Linked DNA regions of Mus musculus: region 2 is linked to region 1. The links are chromatin loops, found by intact Hi-C in ENCODE. Cell type or tissue: heart. All regions are shown on one strand. Each heading gives the region's core, and the rest is flanking DNA. Links, peaks and the distances in the headings are about the cores only.

Evidence for each region. A loop is a pair of places that touch in the nucleus more often than their neighbours do. Peaks named below come from ENCODE experiments on the same cell type or tissue, not always from the same donor. Only the 100,000 strongest peaks of a DNase experiment are listed, where the experiment ranks them.
Region 2: a loop joins it to region 1, with 2.4 times the contacts of the local background. A loop is called at or near these places in 2 of 42 quality-filtered maps.

What each region holds. Positions count from the first base shown.
Region 1 is chr11:96,824,756-96,833,981 of GRCm38, forward strand. It overlaps Nfe2l1 (nuclear factor, erythroid derived 2,-like 1), which reads right to left and starts at 5,213. Exons shown (of 5, transcript NM_008686.3): 1 at 5,064-5,213; 2 at 2,443-3,468. The coding sequence starts at 2,952. In heart, for the core only: a CTCF peak has its summit at 4,700; DNase peaks (open chromatin) are centred at 1,956, 2,596, 4,866, 5,386 and 1 weaker place; H3K4me3 peaks cover 5,554 bases; H3K27ac peaks cover 4,735 bases.
Region 2 is chr11:96,962,707-96,971,932 of GRCm38, forward strand. It overlaps Sp2 (Sp2 transcription factor), which reads right to left. Exons shown (of 7, transcript NM_001080964.2): 2 at 659-735. D030028A08Rik (RIKEN cDNA D030028A08 gene) reads left to right here. Exons shown (of 6, transcript NR_003293.3): 6 at 865-2,354. Among named protein-coding and RNA genes, the nearest start is that of Sp2, 10 kb to the right of the region's middle. In heart, for the core only: CTCF peaks have their summits at 1,060 (motif pointing left), 4,108 (motif pointing left), 7,135 and 7,336; DNase peaks (open chromatin) are centred at 1,035, 5,935, 6,725, 7,195 and 3 weaker places; H3K4me3 peaks cover 2,544 bases; H3K27ac peaks cover 4,408 bases.

The DNA of each region.
Region 1 (9,226 bases), core at 761-8,760:
CACGGCATGTTAGTGCAGGCCAGGCCTATCCCCTATCAAAAACAAAAAACAAAACAAAACAAAAAAAAAACCAGAAAGTGGAGAGACAATCCTGAAGCCAGCACTAGGGAGACAGGTGCTGAGCACCGTCCTGGCCGCAGATATGCCAGTTACCCACTTCCATTTTAGCTTTTTAAAGAACTTGGGGGAGGGGCTGGGGGGTCAGGAGGAGAAAAGGAGAGCATTTGGTGCCCAACCCGGGCTAGCACCTCTCCTAGCAGGCCGGCCAGGAGGTGCGAGTGGGGGAAACCCGACAGAATTGGAATTTAAAAATCCCACTTCTGCCTTCCTGGATTGCTTTCTCAGGGGAAATAGAAATTTCTCCTCACTACTACTCCCCCAGAGCCTAAGGTCAGGCCAGAGAGACAGTGTGTTCTCCCTTGGTTACAGCCTGCTTCTAACCCAGGAAGAGCTGTAAACAGGCCACCCCTTGCTCTGGGCAGGGTGCCAACCTGGAGGGGAATCCTATCCCTGACATGGGCCTAAGCTATGGCTGCCCATGGAACAGGCCTGGCAGCAGGGAGCACTACCACCCCAGGGATAATACCGGCTCCAGCAGTGCCTGTCACATGCTCTGGACCTGGGTATTTTTATCCCTGAGTTGCTGAGGAAATGTTGTTCTAGGCACATCATAATCCTCCCTTCCCTCCTCCCCAGCCTGGGTCCCTCAGGCATGACCCACCCAGCTTCCCAGAGGGAGTGGAGTGGTAGGGCCTGGGTCAGAGAAAACACACCTTCTTTACGGCCATGAGAAGGAAGGCAGATACCAAGTTCCATCCTATTCTGCTCCAACACACCCAGTTACATCCAAAAATTTCTATATTCCCCAAAAAGCTCCCTGAAGGACAGTATCAGTGCTGACCCTGTAGGGTTCTCAGGAGAAGACCTACCCATGCCACTTGGGGGCAGGAACAGGATTCTTCAGATCTCAGGACTTCAGAAGTCCATTTAAATCACAGAGTGAGGAGAAGCAGAAAAAAGGTGAGATGCCAAGCGACACTACAAGAATCTAATACAAAGCCAGACAGCAGAACATGCCTCATGATAATCCCAGCATTTAGGGAGAGGCAAAGGTAGTAGGGCAAGAGAAGTTCTGCAAGTTCAAGGCTACCCTTACCTACATAAAGCAAGATTCAGGCCAGCCAGACCATCTCAAAAATAACACAATTTTAAAGAGAGATAGATATAAGACCAAAATCTCTGATAGGCAAAAAATGCTCCGGACCTCCATGGTCAGACAATCCCAGCCTCTCGCACACAGATCCAGGATAGCTAGCTGATCTGAGTGAGCGGCTTTCCCAATCACAATGACCAACAATTCAGGGTGAGATAAACTGTTTAAGACAACACTGCTGGTCTTGCCTATCAGGTGTACCAGTAGCATCCTTCCCCACAGCTGTGACAAAGATCACCCCTAGATGAGGACCACGGATCGAATATAAGCATCCTCTCTACCAGTCACTAATGATCAAGACAACTGAGATAATGAGTAGACCTAATGCAGGAAGGGAGACAAACGTGGTCTGAGATGGTGGGCAGAGAGAACCAAGCTCTGCAGCAGCTCTATCCTCCACACTAACCAGGCCAGTGCAGAGAGCAGTGGGTCTTTTGGGGGCTCCTAGGGCTAGTAGCAGATCAGACCTGTTTCACCACTTAGGTAGTCAGACAGGGCAGCAGTAGCTATTTGCATCACTAAAGAAAAGGAACTGCATCCTTCTCTGTACCCACAGGTTTGCCAGCCCTGGGCCAGGAGCTAAAGATCACCTCTTAAGCTCAGATCAAGCTGAGCTGAGCACAGTACAGTTCTCTTCTAGCTTCCAGCCTTTCCTGCTCTACTCCCTGCAGCAGGCCTTTAGCAAAGAATGGGAGCTTTGGCCTCTGCTGGCCAAAAATAACTACCAAAGTCTACCCCTTGGCTCAGGCCCAGGAGCTAAAGGGAGTTTACAACAACAAGCCTGACCTGTAGAACTTTAGGATACAGTAGTAGGATACAGTGTTTTAGGGTGGGGGCGGGGGCGGGGCTAACAAGTCAAGAGAGGCCACACAGTATTTCTTAGCAACAATGTGCACTCAAAGCCTATCATAACATAACCCTGTCCCCAGCTAAGGCCTCTAGCAGTCATACCAAAATCTAAGCAGTAAAAACCCTGGTATGTTCTAGGAACCACCCCACCCTGACAGTACCCTCAGAGGTGGGTCAATGGATCAAAACAAAAATTTTCCCAGCTCCCAACCCTGAAGTCAGACAATTTAGGCCATTCCTACCCAAACAGGTCCACAGGTCCAAACCCAACCCCAACCTATTTGGTTCTTCAGAGGACTCAGTGCAGAGCCAACAACCCTTCAGAACCAGCCCATTCCTCCCCCTTGTCCAGGCCCGCCCACCGCCATAGGGCCACTAACCTCTTTGGTTAAGTCTCCACTGACAGGAGGGGCTACAGCCCCCAGGTCCTCCAAATCTTCACCGAATCCCTGCTCCGTTTCGCTTTCTCTCACCCCGTTGTCTGGGCCTGTCACATCTTGGAGGCCACTGGAACTCTCGAGGGCGAGGCCTGAGTTGGGCTGGCTGCCAGAGACAGACCCCTCCGGGTCTCGGTGGACCAGCCAAGCATTGACCTCAGTGGTAGGCACCTGGAACCTATCCAGGGCCCTCACCTGACTAAGGAGCCGCCGGGCAGTGAAGTAATTGTCCAGGTCTATGCTCTTGGGGTGGATCCCATAGCCATCCAAGGTATTCCTCAGGTTGTGGAACTGGGTCTGGGTATAGGCAGAGCTGGGCCCCAGGATGATCTCCCGGAGAGGGGGGAGCTGTGAGGTCAGGTAAGTATCCACGTCCACCCGAACCCCAATCAGACTCAGCAGGATGGTGAACTGGAGAAGTCCTTCCGTTAAATATTTCTTCAGAGAAAGCATTGCTGAAGGACCAGAATATTTATGCTTTTTTGTTTTTAAATCTTCCACAAGACAAATCAAGGCCACTGCTCTGCCACTTCAGCCAGCAGGCTACCCTCCTCAGTGCCAGACCCTGGACCCCACCCTGGCACAACACAAGGGCTGAGCTCCCTGACGGCCCCAGACGACAGCACACCCCGTGGAGCGAAAGCCACATTCACTTTTCCCTTTTTGACACCTCACCTCGCAAAGTTGAGCCGTTCGATCGTTCCTAACACAGTCCAGGCGCTCAGGGCCCTCAACTTACTTCACCACAGCCCATACACAGTCACTTTCGGATTCACATTAGTTGTCCTCTATGGAGATCCACTGCAGGCTGCTCACACCAACAGCTGATGGAGTCTTTCTTTCCTCCTTTTTTTTTTCCCCCCCTTCTCCTTCCTAAGGTTTATTTTCTTTGGCTGGAGCTACAGGTCTTTGTCTTGGGTCAGAGTGTCCCGCCTCCTCTGCACTTACCAGGGGGGTTTCCAGAGAACCCTGAAATGGGAATCACAGAACAACAAGATAAGATTCCACACTCTTCACTTCATGGTCAGGGTAAGAAGCTCGGGCAGAGAGTAGGAAACACGTGTAAAGGTTACTTTTACACGGAAAAGCCAAGCCAAACCTGCTGTGCCAACTATGAAAGGAAAAGGAAGGAAAGAAGCACCCTAAATACTAAATATTAAATCTGCCACACTTCCTAAAAGGTCTTATTTGAAGCAGACTGTGCGTGCAAGGCATTCAAAACTTTCTTACACTTTGTCTCATTTACCAACACTCTTAATAGAACACATTACCCAGTTTCTAATTTTAGCACAAGAAGTCCATTTCCTATCCTTAAAAAAATTTGGTTTCCCATGTCATTGTCCTTTCCAACTCTAAAGAGAAGACAGAGATTATTACTGAGAGACTGTGAAAAAATACATGAAAATGTTCAGGCCTCCATTTCATATGCCTTTTTGTTATTCCAACTTTTGAAATCTCATTTCCCCTTTCCTATCATTCTTTCATTCGTTAATTAATTAATTTATTTTTTTAAATAAAAGACCAGCCTAATAGCACAGGCCACTCAGAACGTTGAAACGTTAAGATCAGGGGTTTAAGACCAGCCTGGTTTCAATAGTAAAATAAAAGAATGTCCAGGACAAGGATACAGATCACGGGTGCCTGGTTAGAGGCCCTAGGTCCAATCCCCAGTATGGCAAAATAAAAGAACAGGGTAGGGTACAGGAGGACAGTGGAAGATTGTGGAGCCGTGCTCCACCTGGAATTTGAATTCACAGGTTTTAGCTTTATTCACATGACCTTCTGAGCCAAAGCAGAAGGATATGGCCAAGTTCTCGATCTCACTTGCCAAGTGGGGAGAAGGTAAATTTGCCTTCCCATTTCTGATTTCTACTTTTGAGCTTCCATTAAATTCCTAAACTCCTCTACTGTGGCCCACTATCAACTTCGCTCTAAAGGTGAAGTGGGAGCGACACGTAGGAGACACACACACCCACGAATACCCTCATTCGGTTGAGTAAACATCCCTGCTTTTGAAACCCGCCCGTCCTCGCGCAATTTACTACTAAAACTTCCCAAGAGCCACTTAAAGTTTGAGAGAGCAGACAAAGTTCTTCAAAGCCCACAAGGCCAAAGAGAGAGCGCTCCGGCCCCAGTCCGGTCCCACCCTGCCGTACCCGAGTCTGGATGAGACCAAGCTGCCATGCCCACTCTCGCCGACGCGCCTCCAAGCTTTCTGGGACACGGAGCGACAAGTGCTACTTTGCTGGCCTTGACCCACCCTTAAAAGCGAGCCTCACCCCGCCCTCCGTTCCCCAGGCCCCACCCCGCTCGCGAGCCCAGCCTCACCACGCCCTCCCATGCCCTCGGCCCTTCTCAGTCCAGCCCACCCAGGAACACGCTTTCTGGTCGGCCCCGCGTTTCTTTCCGGCCGTGTCCAGGGCCCGAGCCCGATCAAGACCCCTCTCGGCCTCCCGGGTCCCGCCTCCTGCTCCTCAACCACATCTCGCCGCCCCTTATCCCACAAGCTTTCGGCCCTGTTGCACCGCGGCTATCTCGTTGGGGAAGGGAATTAGAGCAGGTACCCGCTGCTGAGGTCACAGTCTGTCGCTGCCGCCACAGCAGGCCCTCAGCCCAAGTCCCGGCCTCGCCACCGCCGCCGTCGCCGCCACCTCCGGCCGGCCTGGAGCGCCCAGCCTCGGCTTCCCTCCCCGCCCCCTCCTTCCACTGCACTCGGAAACCCGCCCGCCACGGCCACCCCAGAAACAGTTGGTCCAATCAGATAGCCGGGACTAGAGTCGTCACCGGATGTCACTTTGATTGACAGCAAAGAAAACCCAATAGTCGAGTTTGTGTCTGCCCACTCGGCACAGTCCTCCCGAGACTGACGTGGAGAGAAGTCCAATGAGTGTGCAGGCCCGCCCCCCGGTATGGACCCACCAATGAGTGAGGCGAAGGCCCTAGTGTCCGGCATTCTGAACCTCTCCGCTGCGGGTTGGAGGTGGGCGGTGTTGTAAGTTAGGTGATTCTAGCTCATTGTGTGCCTAGGAATGCGGTCCTTTAAGGCAGATAATGGAGCATTGACGCCGGAGCCCGAGATTCCGTCCTTGAGGGTCCCCACGGTGACTTGTAAAAGTCCAGTGAGATCCGAGGGGGGGGCCGAGGCGGAGTACGGAGCATGTGGCTCTGATGGTCGCGACGTTCGTGTCGCCATCTTGAGTCCTGGCAACGGAAACCGGTACCCCCTGTCTGCCTTAGAGCCTGGTGTAACCTGTTCGTCAGGCAGGAAGGGTGGCATCTTGTAGCCCAGGCAACAGTCAGGTCGTGGAAACTGCGGGGCAGACGAGGGCCTTAGAGAAATGTTGGTAGTGTGATAGATAGGACATAGTAACTCGTTTTTGCCATCAAAGAAACACCGGGAAGAGCCCCTCCCCTTCCTCTAACCTCGCACACAGCTTAGTTTTTGCTTTTCAGGAACGTTCCATCGTTGCCAGAGTTCCCCATACAACTATAGTACCAAAACATTTTTTGTGACTCAAATATAAGTGTGCTCTCAACATCATTTATTAGATTCCAAATTACAAAGCCTTTGTGAGATTCTTGTTCAGTGACCCTGTGGTAGGGGCCTGATAACGTTCCCTATAAGTAATTCTGATACAGCTGGTCCGAAGACCACATGTAGGAAATCATTGTATTGAAGTTTGTACTGTGTAGCTGTGGGACAGAGGTGAGATGCCAACTGAGTTCTTGTCTCCTTTTAAGAGGCCATAATCTAGTTGACAGTTCATTATTCGCTGTCCTTGTGCAATTAAGGACAAGGCCAACTGATAATGCAGCAGATAAGTTCACTTCACGCTGTGCTAGGAGAGTTAGCACCAATATGGAGGGGTTCTCAGAATGTAAAGTACGTTTCACAGATATAATATGCACCAAGAATTCAACTGATTCTTACAAAAATTATTAAGCTACCACATACCTTTTTAAATGGAAACAAATTATTTTGAGCTAGTTAACACTTTCAAAGACTGTTTTTACTTCATCGTTTTTTAGTGTGTCCCAATAAATTACTAGAATACAAAATTTATGAAAACTAGACATTTGTGTATTAATTGTTGGGTCTTCAAAACAACAGGCATAGTGTCCCATGCCTTTAATCCTGGCACTCTTGGAATCTTTGTGAACTCAAGGGCATTCTCATGTACGAAGAGTTCAAGATCAGCCAGGGCTACAAGTGTTGGGTTTCAGAGGGGTTATTTTACTTTACAAAGTAGACCTGGCCTCCAGGTCCTCCCAGCATTCCTCAGTCCTTACCTGGCATACTCACCCTCTACACAGACTCCCCACAGGCTCTTCCCTGTACAATCCAGACATTTAGTTCTCTTGGCCCCTCCCTTCTCTTTTCTCTCCCTCTGCACTTGTTTCTCTTTCTCTTCTCCCCTCCCCTCTGTCTCCCTCCCCCTGACCTTGTGGCTCCGGACCAGTGAACTCACCTGCCTGGAAGCAGTTTCCCAATAAACCTGCTTACATATACCCTGATCTGGCTTGAGTTGGCTCGTTTCACCGCTGGAGAAATAATTAATCATCCAGAACAGGCAGAGCTACATAGAAAGTTCCAGAACAGCCAGGGCCACATGCATGCCCTTGCTCATAAACAAAACAAGCAAACAAAAAGTACACGGAAGCATGGAACCTAGATGTTAACTACAAAAAAGAAAAAAAAGAAAGAAAGAAAACGTGATAGAGTACTTACCCAGCGTGCAAGGGGCACTGGGTTTAATCTGCTGCAATAAACAAAAGGTTCTAGCAATAGAAAAGCAGGTAGGGGCTGGTGAGATGGCTCAGTGGGTAAGAGTACCCGACTGCTCTTCCTTTTTTTTTTTTTTTTTTTTTAATATTTATTTATTTATTATATGTAAGTACACTGTAGCTGTCTTCAGACACTCCAGAAGGGGGAGTCAGATCTCATTACAGATGGTTGTGAGCCACCATGTGGTTGCTGGGACTTGAACTCAGGACCTTAGGAAGAGCAGTTGGTGCTCTTAACAGCTGAGCCATCTCACCAGCCCCCCCGACTGCTCTTCCAAAGGTCCAGTGTTCAAGTCCCAGCAACCACATGGTGGCTCACAACCATCCGTAACGAGATCTGACTCCCTCTTCTGGTGTGTCTGAAGACAGCTACAGTGTACTTACATATAATAATAAATAAATCTAAAAAAAAAAAAGAAAAGAAAAGAAAAGCAGGTAGACCCCATGATTCAAAGCTCCTGCAAAAAATAGAAGCATTTTCAGAGTACAGTAGGTTGTTTTGTTTTCTCAGTTTCTCCCTCTATAGCCCCAGGCTGCCCTGGAATTTAGGGCAAGCCTCCTGCTTCTGCCTCCCCGGTTCTGCCTGTATTACAGGTGTGCTTCACCACCCTCAGCTACAGTGCATTCACAGCGCAGTCAGGGCCCCAATGGGCTTAGAGGCATACACAAAAGTAGAAGCAGACAAACAGAAAAGTTAAAAAAAAAAAAAATCAAGTCACTCAGTTCCCCTTCTTAAAAGGGAGGGCCAATTATGACAAGCTCTTAAAATTACCATAGTGTTTTTTGGTTTTTTGGTTTGGTTTGGTTTGTTGAGACAGGGTTTCTCTGTGTAGCCCTGGCTGTCCCGGTACTCACTCTGTAGACCAGGCTGGCTTCCCCCTCCATTTTATATCTAATCTGTTTAGTTAGTCTCTTACTAGCAGTTGTTAAGTGTCCTGTTCCAGACCCCTAAAATGTGCTCCAATCATAACTAATCAAATGGGGGCAGTTCTCAGTTAAGAGTTATTGCTCTTCACTGTCACTTGCAGTGTTGGAATGAGGTGCTTCCCCTATACCCACACTATACCCACATAGGTCCGGGCATTTGAGTACTTGGTCCCTAGTAGAAGTCTATTTGGAGAAGCCTAGAAGGTGTGGCCTTTCTGGAGGAATTACATCACTGGGGCAGGGCTTTGAGGTTTCAGAAGACTTTCCATTTCAAACTCAAGTGGTCTGTTTGCTGTTTGCTGTTAGAGATGTGAGCCCTCAGTTCTTCAGTTTCTCAGATCTAGTTGCCTTATGTGCCTGGTAGCACACTTCCCTGCTGAGATGGTAATAGACGTCTGGAGCTGTAAGCCCCAAATCCTTCTAAGTTACCTTGGCCATGGCGGAAATATCACAGCAATAAGAAAGGTGGTTAATACACTCATCTCTCTGACATATTGAGACAGATCCCAGAGGCTGGCTTGTTAGGGCTGCCAGAGCTCAAACTTTTGTCCCAAAATAAAACCAAGAACTAGGGCTGGTGAGATGGCTCAGTGGGTAAGAGCACCCGAATGCTCTTCAGAAAGTCCGAAGTTCAAATCCTAGCAACCATATGGTGGCTCACAACCATCCATAACGAGATCTGACACCCTCTTCTGGAGTGTCTGAAGACACCTACAGTGTACTTACATATAATAAATAAATCTTAAAAAAAAAAAAAACAAACCAAGAACTAATTTCCACACTTAGAAAGAGGAAAACAAGAAAGCAGACCATTTAGCCACTAAGTTATTGAGACCACGAAATAAACATTGCTATAAGTGAAAAAAAAGGATGAAGACACAGTTTACAAAAGGTCCACATGTGTGTCCCTTGCAGGCTGCATCCCATCGCTGCATCCCATCATGACCCCTCCTGACCCCTCACCCCCTGTCCTATGCAGCAAGCTCAAGGTTCTTCACCCAGAGGTGGGACGCAT
Region 2 (9,226 bases), core at 361-8,360, 140 kb after region 1:
ATCATATCAAACCCAGGCCTCTGGAGGAGCAGCCAGCGCTCTTAAGCCACTGAGCACCTCTCTACCTCTTTTTTTCTTTTTGGCTTTTCAAGACAGGGTTTCTCTGTGTAGCCCTGGAACTCACTTTGTAGAACAGGCTGGCCTCGAACTCAGGAATCCGCCAGCCTCTGCCTCCCGAGTGCTGGGATTAAAGACATGCGCCACCACGCCTGGCTCTCTCCACCTCCTTTGCCGTCATTTTTGAGACAGGGTCTCTTACTGAATCTGAAACTCACTGACTGGGCAAGACTAGTTGGCCAGTAAGCCCAGTGGAGCCCCTCTGTCTGCCTCTCGAATGCCAGGATTATAGGTGTGTACTACCAAGCCCAGCCCAGCGGTTTACACGGGAACTTGGAATTGAACTCAAGAACTCATGCATGTGCAGCAACTTTACTAAGAGCCATGGCCCCAGCCCCAGAGGTCACGGGTAACACAACTCTTTTTGCCTGACCCAACTTTGACATCTTAGACAGGTGTCTATGTCTTAGTTCAGAAATGAGAACAAGTGAATCTCCCTGGGTGTCTGCAGTGAGAGCGAGCGGGTCTGAGTAAGGCAGAAAACCCACTTCATCAACCCGCCGGGCTCTGGCCCTGCCCTCAGAGAGCACCGTGCACTTGCCTGGGTAGTAGCAGCAGCAGGCTGCAGGTAGTCACTGGGACTGACAGCAGCAGTGGCGGCCATGCTCATCTGTGGATCTGCTGGGAGAAAGATGGAATGATGTAAGAAACACACCACAGGAGAACCCAAGGCCCCTTGCCTCCGCTTTTTAAATTAAATTAATTTTTTTTTTTTTTTTTTTGCCTCTGTTGCTGCTTTTCCAACAGGTTAAGAGCTTTTCCTGCAAGGCCCCGCTCGAGCATCCCAGCCCCGGGCTTGCCAGGGTGAGCTTTTCCTTTGCTTACACTCATCGATTCAGGCCAGGCCTGCCTTCACCACACTCCCCACACCATCTAAGATGAGGAGAACTGGGAGACTCGTGTGTCGGTCCGGCTGTGCTGAGTCCAGAGTGCCCCCTGGTGGACACTGGTAGCCCTCTAAATCTGAATCTCTTCATTGGGGCAGAGCCTCTAGGCTTGTGCTAAGGCAGGCTACCAGCTCAATCCAGCGGGAGCTAGATGCAAGCCAGTCTGGGAAAGAAGAAAGGCAAGGCCAGCATTCCTGAGCAGCAGGACATAGCTGTCCTACTCTAAAGGCTGTCTGTCTGCTCAACCTTCATCAACCTTCACACAGAGACACAAGGGCCTCCAGGAACCAGAAGACGGCAACTCCTTTAAGCCAGCAGTTCTCAGCCTATGGGTCGTGACCCATTTGGCAAACCTCTCCAAAAGTATTTACATGACACTTCGTAAGAGTAGCAAAAGTATGGCTGTGAAGTGGCAGAAAAAATAATGTTATGTTTGGGGGTCACCACAACATGAGGGACTGCACTAAAGGGTTGCTGCGTAAGGAAGGCTGAGAAGCGCTGCCTTAAGTGGACTAACCCCTTTACCCAGGACAACTGATCTGACTGTGTAGGTCATAGACTCAGCAGGGCTAACAACTACATGGAAGAATGAACACTTTCCACTTTTGTGTATATGCAGTAATAGCTGGCAGAATTTTTCTCTTCTCATTTCCCCACAACTGGATAGTTGACCTCCATATCAACAGGTTCTGTAGCCACAGATTCAACCAACCATGCATCAAGAAATGTTGGTGCTACATAATCTGCAGATGACTTAAGGTATGCGGCAGATGTGCAACTTACAGGTAACTTCTATACATTATATATAAGTCTTGAGCATCTACGGGTTCTGGAATCTCCAGGAGCTCCTGTGGGTACCAAAGGATCACTGTATCCTCCTATAATTTTTAAACTTTAATTTTACTTTATTTGAGACAGGAATCTTGCACCATATCCCAGGTTGGCCTGGGACTCGTTTACTAGTCTCTCAAGGGCTGGGATTACAGGTGTGTGCCACCAGGCCCAGCCGCTTACTTTTGATAAGAGAGAAACTAAGAGTACTGGCTATTCTTCCAGAAGACCCATGTTCAAGTCCCAGCACCCACATGGTCATCACAATCCTCTGTATCTCCAGTTCCAAGGGCTGGCCTCCTCTAGCCTCCAGTGCAGGATGCACATATGCAAGTGGTGTAAAACGTACATGCAGGGGAAAACCCATACACATAGCATTTTAAACAAATAAAGGGCAAGCAAGAGGCTGGATGTGGTGGCACACGCCTTTAATCTCAGCACATGGGAGGCAGGGGAAACTGGATCTCTAGGAGTTTGAAGCCAGCCTGGTCTACATAGTGAGCCCATTAAAAAAAATCCAAAAAACAAAAAACAAACAAACAAAAAAAGAAAGAAAAAGAAGAAAGAAAGGAAAATGAAGCCCTAAGAGCTCTGGGTGAAGACTCTGCCATGGTAAGAGTCATAAATCACTAAGGCAAAGCAACTGGGAAGTCAGGCTGGTATCTTAGACATTAAGAAAGCAAATTCCAGGAAACAGAGAGATGGGGAAGACTCAAGGGACAGAAGCTCAGGAACTGACCCCAAGTCAGGAGTCTATGAGGACAGAGCTCAGGCAGAAACAGAACTATAGTTTGGTGAGGACAGAAGTACCACCATTCATGGCTTTTTTCAGGCCCCTGAAAGGTAGAAGGTAAAGAAAGAGAAACAGGCAGGCTGGCTGGCCAGGAAGCAACACAGTGCCTTCAGTGGTCACCAGGCCCCAAGCCATGAGATGCAGCAGAACAAGGGTGATCCTGCGATGCTGCCAACTGGGAGGCCAGTGGATGGTTCTGCGCAGTGGACACATAGATTCTAGGATATTACAGACACGGATCCCTGTAAAATCATTGCAGTTATGAAGGAACAACTACAGAAAAAAGCATGCAATTGCAAAAACTAGTCCTGTAAGCACAGCCATTTGCTTTTAAAGGTTCTGGATGGGCCCATCTGTAAAAGACATGCACCACACATTCTGTTTCACCTGACATTGTAGTGCTTATAGTATTTTTGTGAACAAGGAGGAGGAAATGAAGGTGATCATATCATTTGGGGCTAAGGGTTGGTGGGTACGAGCCAAGGTATCCAACTCAGATTTGGCTCAGGACCAGGGGCCACAGGCATCTTGGGTCTTTTTTTGTTTGTTTGTTTTTGGTTTTTTGAGACAGGGTTTCTCTGTGTAGCCCTGGCTGTCCTGTCCTGGAACTCACTTTGTAGACCAGGCTGGCTCGAACTCAGAAATCCGCCTGCCTCTGCCTCCCAAGTGCTGGGATTAAAGGCGTGCACCACCATGGCCAGGCATCTTGGGTCTTTTGACTGACATTTTTTTCCTTATGGTAATTGTCATTTTAATTAATTAACTATTTACTCACTGAATATCACATTAGTCTAGCCTTTGCCTCCGACTGCTGGAATTTAAGTCATGCACCACCATGTTTGGCTAACAAAAACTATTTTTAAAAAAACTAAAAAATACAATTATAAGACAAGAAAAATAATATTCCCTATATATTACTCCCCACACTGGGTTATATTCAGTCTTGGGCCCATTCTAAGGGGTATTTCCAACGAGAGACTTTCAAGCTTCTGACCACACTCTGTAAGTTCAAAGGACAAAAGCAAGCCACCCGTGTAGATGTTCAAGAAGCCAGGTTTCTGTTTAACTCAAAGATACCTTTGAAAGACTGAACCAGTTGTCTCAGAGGGGGTGATGTCTCCCTTTCTCTAAAATTGTTTAACCAGAGACAAGATGTATATTGTTGGAGATGGGATAGAGGTGGGGTGAAAAGTTGGACTACATTTTCTTTCAAATGTTTATCCTGAGGCGCAAGGGTGTGGATCAGGTGGGAGAGACCCTGCCTCACATGTGCAAGGTCCCTGGTTACATACCTAGCACAGTAAAACAAAACAAACAAAAAATTTTCAGTCCAGGTTGTGCTGATGAAAACACAAAGGTTGGGGCTGGAGAGATGGCTCAGCGGTTAAGAGCACTGCCTGCTCTTCCAGAGGTCCTGAGTTCAATTCCCAGCAACCACATGGTGGCTCAACTATCCGTAATGAGATCTGATGCCCTCTTCTGGTGTGTCTGAAGACAGCTACAGTGTACTCACATACAATAAAATAAATAAATCTTTAAAAACAAAACAAAAGCCCCACAAAGGTCTCTTAGGAGGTTCTCAAGGATTCAAGTTTACTTAACAAAACTTAGTGAATGATGTCCTTCCTGTATTACGAAACACAGAGACTTGCAGTGGGCAGAGTAAAAGGAAGTGGAACAAAGACAGACCAGCACTTCCTAACCGCTTCGCTCTCCCTCTGTAGCCCTGGATCGATCGGTGTGGAAACCTGGTTGAACTCCAGAGTTTAAGCCTGTGAGTCATGACCCCTGAAGGGATGTCAGTCGGCCCTTTTGTAGGAGCCACATATGAGATATTCTGCATATCAGATATTTGTATTGCGAGTCATAATAGCAAAATTACAATTATGAAGTGGCAACAAAATAATTTTATGGTTGGCGGTCACTCCACGAGGAACTGTATCAGCTGGTCGCAGTGGTAGGAAGGTTGAGAGCCACTGGGTCAGAGGGTAAAGCAGAGCCTACTGCGGAGGCTGCGGGCTGCTGCTTCCGGCTGCACACCTCATCCTAGTTTCATTTTCTTCCCCAGCTGGCTCATGAAATACTTCTTTAGTCTAAAACCACTATGGCTGTCTCCTATTGTCACTGAGAGCTTTGTGTGGCCCCTGGGCAAAAATGGGAGAAACATTTCCCTGCCACTGCAGAATTCTACTCTGGAAAGAGAAAGAAGAAGAAAGAGAGAAGCACTTCTGGCTGGTGTGAGGCAGTGGATGTGGATAAGGAGAGGCAGACACGTACCCACAGATTCTCCGAGCAGCCTCACTCCACCTGGAACCCTGTGTTTAGCGTGTGTAATGTGATGTAAGTCATGCTTGATGCTCCTCCACGCTACTGAGAGCACTGCAGAGTGGGATAGAAAGCCACAGAGGGGCTCAGCTCTGATTCTGTAATCACTTCACACCACTTCCACTATGCTACACGGTCTTCTTCCTGTTCTAGGGGTTTGACTCAGGGCCTCACACACGCACAGCAAATGCTATACCCCTGAGCCATCTCCAGCACAGCCACCAAATTTTAATAGTACCGTAGTATGTGGTCACTGAAACCTACAACTTAGCAATATGGGTAATAAGGATTACTGCATTTTTCTCCTTTTTTACATTTATTTATTTTGTGTGTGTTTGAACACATATGAAAGTCACAGAACAATTTGGAACCAGTTCTTTCCACCACGTGGGTTCTGTAGGGACTGAACCCTGGTTATCAAGTTTGGCAGCAATCACCTTATCTGCTGAGCCATATCACACACACTTACTAAATATTCTTGAAAGAAAAAAGTGCGTGTCTCTCAGTTGTAGAATCTGGATTTTATCATTCATTTCAGCTAAAACGTCCCCAAGTCTCTAAGCTGAAGTGTGGCAGTGATCTTTGATACAAGCAATAATGACCGGCACATCTCTGTCCTAAGGAAAAGTCCTGAGGGTGTGAACAAGGCAGCAGGGAGGAAGGAGTATCAGGTAACTGAGGGCCGAACAGAACCCAAGACAGAGAGAAAAGCACCTAATGTCCAGACTCTTAAGAGCATCCGCCTCCATCTCTTGCCCTCCAGTACAGCCTTCTCCTCCTGCCTCACGCTGCCGTCCCCTCCACACCTCCCTCCACACTCAGAGGGCTGCTTCTACCAGGTCACCAGACCTCTCTCGAGGCTGCCGCCCCCTCCAAATTCACTCCATCACTGAAATACTGATATTCTTCAACAAACGACCCTTCTCACCCAAGACCTCTTTCCTTGGGGGACTGTGTCTGTTCACGTGGCTTCAGACTGCTTCCACAGGCTCGCTCCCAGGGCTGTGTTCAGCCCAGCCCTCTGTGGCCCTTCACTGGGTCAGCCAGACACTCCCAACCCAGAGCATTCCCTCCTGGCCTGTTTGTTCTTTCCCCTCCCCAGCCTCCGCAGCCCTCCCTTTGGATCCCAGGAGCTTATCTCTGTTACCCTTCCCTTGCTTAGGGCTCTTCTGACTTTTCCAGCTGATGCTTGCACCTTTAGGCCACTTTTCATTTTCCTCCCTAGCAAAATTTATTGACAGCCATTTTGTAACAGGTATATCGTCTCCTTGGGTCCTTTCTGGACTGAGATGAAGTCAGGACTTTTGCTAGCATCCAGTGCCCATTACAGTGAGAGCAGCCTAAGGGATGGGAGTAAGGGCCTGCTCTTTGAGTAAGCTGTGCTGCTGCTTGGTCTTCACTGGTTCCTGGTACAGTTCCGCAAGAGTGGGGAGAATAGAGTCTTTGGAATATGTAGTTGCAATCTCAGCAGGACCCTGAGCATCACCCTCCTGGTGGGTAACTGGGTCCTCCTCATTCTTGGTACAAGTTTCTCTCCTTGCTGTTCAGTAATCCCAAGGCATTGCTTAAATGACCCCTCAGGCTCAGGCAGAGCTCCCATCCACAGCCTCCAGGGCAGCTTTCAGCCTCTGGCCCACTTCCCTTTATCCAGCCAGTTCACTTTTGGAAGACTATCTTTGCAAACCCAGAACCCTTCTACCCTCTCCCCTGACCACACCTCCCCCATAGTTTTCTTCGGAAGCTCTTCTGATAAGCTTAGAGGGACCAAGCACCCAGCCTCCTCCCTCCTCGCCTGCCATTCTCTCTCCTGGGAGCCTGAAGCCAGCGCTCTCCCTTTGGCCACTTATAATCCCTAGAGGTTGTTTCTCACTTACTCTCCAGAAGCAGATGACCTTGTTGGGTGCCAGTGCACACTCCTGTAGCACCCTTGGCAATGCTGGCCTCACCACAGAGCAGGGAGCATAGATGGCTCTACGCTGGAGGGGGTGGGCTTTCTCTGGCCGATTGGGTTGGGAGAACATAATAGGAAGGACCCTGAGCCCTGATTATCAGGTTATCCTAGGATGGAACGGGGCTCAAAGTCCACACTTAGACCCTAGGCTACTGGGCTTTTTTTTTTTTTTTAAACCCTTCCCAACTATGGCTTCCTTAGCCCTCCACTATGGTATTTCCCCAGCAGGAATTTCACTCTGCACAAACAGTCCTTCTGGTGGCTATTTTGGTCAGTCTGGCTGGGCCAGAAGCCAGTAAAGCAGTTTCTAAGGCCAGGCTTTCCCAGTTGCCTAGCCTGGAAGAACTCAGAGCTGGTGAGGAAAAAGCAAGCTACAGCTGGTTTTAAAGAACAAAACTGGACCTCTAGGGAAACTAGTGAATGAATCAGCCTGGATGGAGGGTGGAGGGAGCAAGCTGAGCTGGGACAGGCTCCAAACTGTCCCGAAAACTGAACCCAGCAACCACACACAGGAAGATTTAGTTCATGCCTTTCATTGCAGAACTCTTGAGCAGAGGCTGCTAACGCCACAGGCCAAGAGGAGAGAGCAGATCCCCTCTCCAGCCCAAGCCTGACCCCACCGCTCCGCCATGACCCTGAGATACACACAGGACTTTATCAAGCAGTTACCCTTCCTTTCTGAGCCGGGATTCCTAACCTCTCTAACTCCTCAGTCACCAAGGAGACTCCTTACTCCTCTGGTTCAACTTAACTTTCTTTTTTTCTCACCTTAAACATATTTTATTTGTGTGTATATGTGTGGACATCTGTGTATGGCTACACACATGCCATGGCCAACATGAGGTCAGAGGACAACTTTTACAAGTTGTTTCTCCCCTTCCCCCATGTGGGTGCTGGGGTTGAATCCGTGGTGTCAGACTCAGCCTGACATGACAGGCTAACACCTTGAAGCACTGAGCTACCCGGCAGGCTTCCAACTTCATTTTTCAATGTCATAGTACATGAAAGCACACTCATAATTATGTTTTCTAAGTTTAGTACAGTATCCAGTAAGTTACATGATATACACTTTGTTATAAAACACGTTGTGGCAAATGACTTTGTCTGACTCTCAGCAAACCTAAGTAGTCTTTGGTTTCTGAGATAGGGTCTCATGGAGTTCAAGCTGGCCTCAAATTCACTATGGATCCAAGCATGGCCTTTAACTCCTGGTCCTCCAGCCTCCACCTCTGGAGTGCTGTGAATACAGATGTGCATCACTACACCTGTTTTTTAAACCAGTGTAACATTTGCTGTAATATTGGGAAGGCTAGGTATATTAAAATGCATGTTTGCTGAGCAGTTTGCTGAGCAGTGGTGGCGCACGCCTTTAATCCCAGCACTCAGGAGGCAGAGGCAGGCAGATTTCTATGAGTTGGAGGCCAGCCTGGCCTACAAAGCAAGTCCAGGACAGCTAGGAAATCCTTTCTTGAAAAACACAACAAACAAACAAACAAACAATTGTGCAAAGGACAGCTCTACCCTAAGCCCAGCAGGCTGTGCACTTGCTGCTCCTCATTACTCTCCACAATCATTCCTGAGCGTGGCTCCAATCAGGCTGTACACGTCATTCATCCTCCCCAAACTGCCAATGCTACCAGGCCTCATGTTTCTGAATCTAACTGCTAACTCCGAGACCTGAGCCCTCGTCTTGTGATCTGAGAGCTGACTGTTCTTGGTCCTGGAAACAGTTATTTTATGTGCCCAAGACAGCCTCCTGCTCTGCAGGTTTCTTCTAAATCTCTGGTGGTTTTTCCCCTCTTGTCAAATTCTAGGCAGTTAAACTCTAAGCTCCAGAATCCATTTCAGGACCTACATTTCTGTCTTCTCTGCTTTCTGGTGATTTTGCCAGCTCTCATGGCTTTCAAAGCCAATGCTTCACAGATACTGAATAAAGAGGACCTGAGTTTCTATCTCCAGACCACCTCCTGCCGGCATCTTCTCTTTTACAGCAGTGGGCACCTTGAATGTAAGCAGCCCTGAATCACGTTTCCGATGGCTCCTGATTCCATGCTTTTTCAGGTATTCCCCACTGCAGCGAAGGCTAACCACATCCACCCAGCTGCTCGGCCCTAAGACCTTGGAATTGTCTTTGATTTTTGTTTTTTTTTTTTTTTTCCACATGTGGAAGCAAACACTTCTAGCTCTAACTTCAAAACACATTCCAAACATGAGGCGTTCACCCTGACGCCATCACCTAATCCATGTCTGTTCCTGGGCAGCTGAGACAGGCACTGATCTGTCAGTTTATTCTCAACACATCAAACATAAATGAAGCCACAT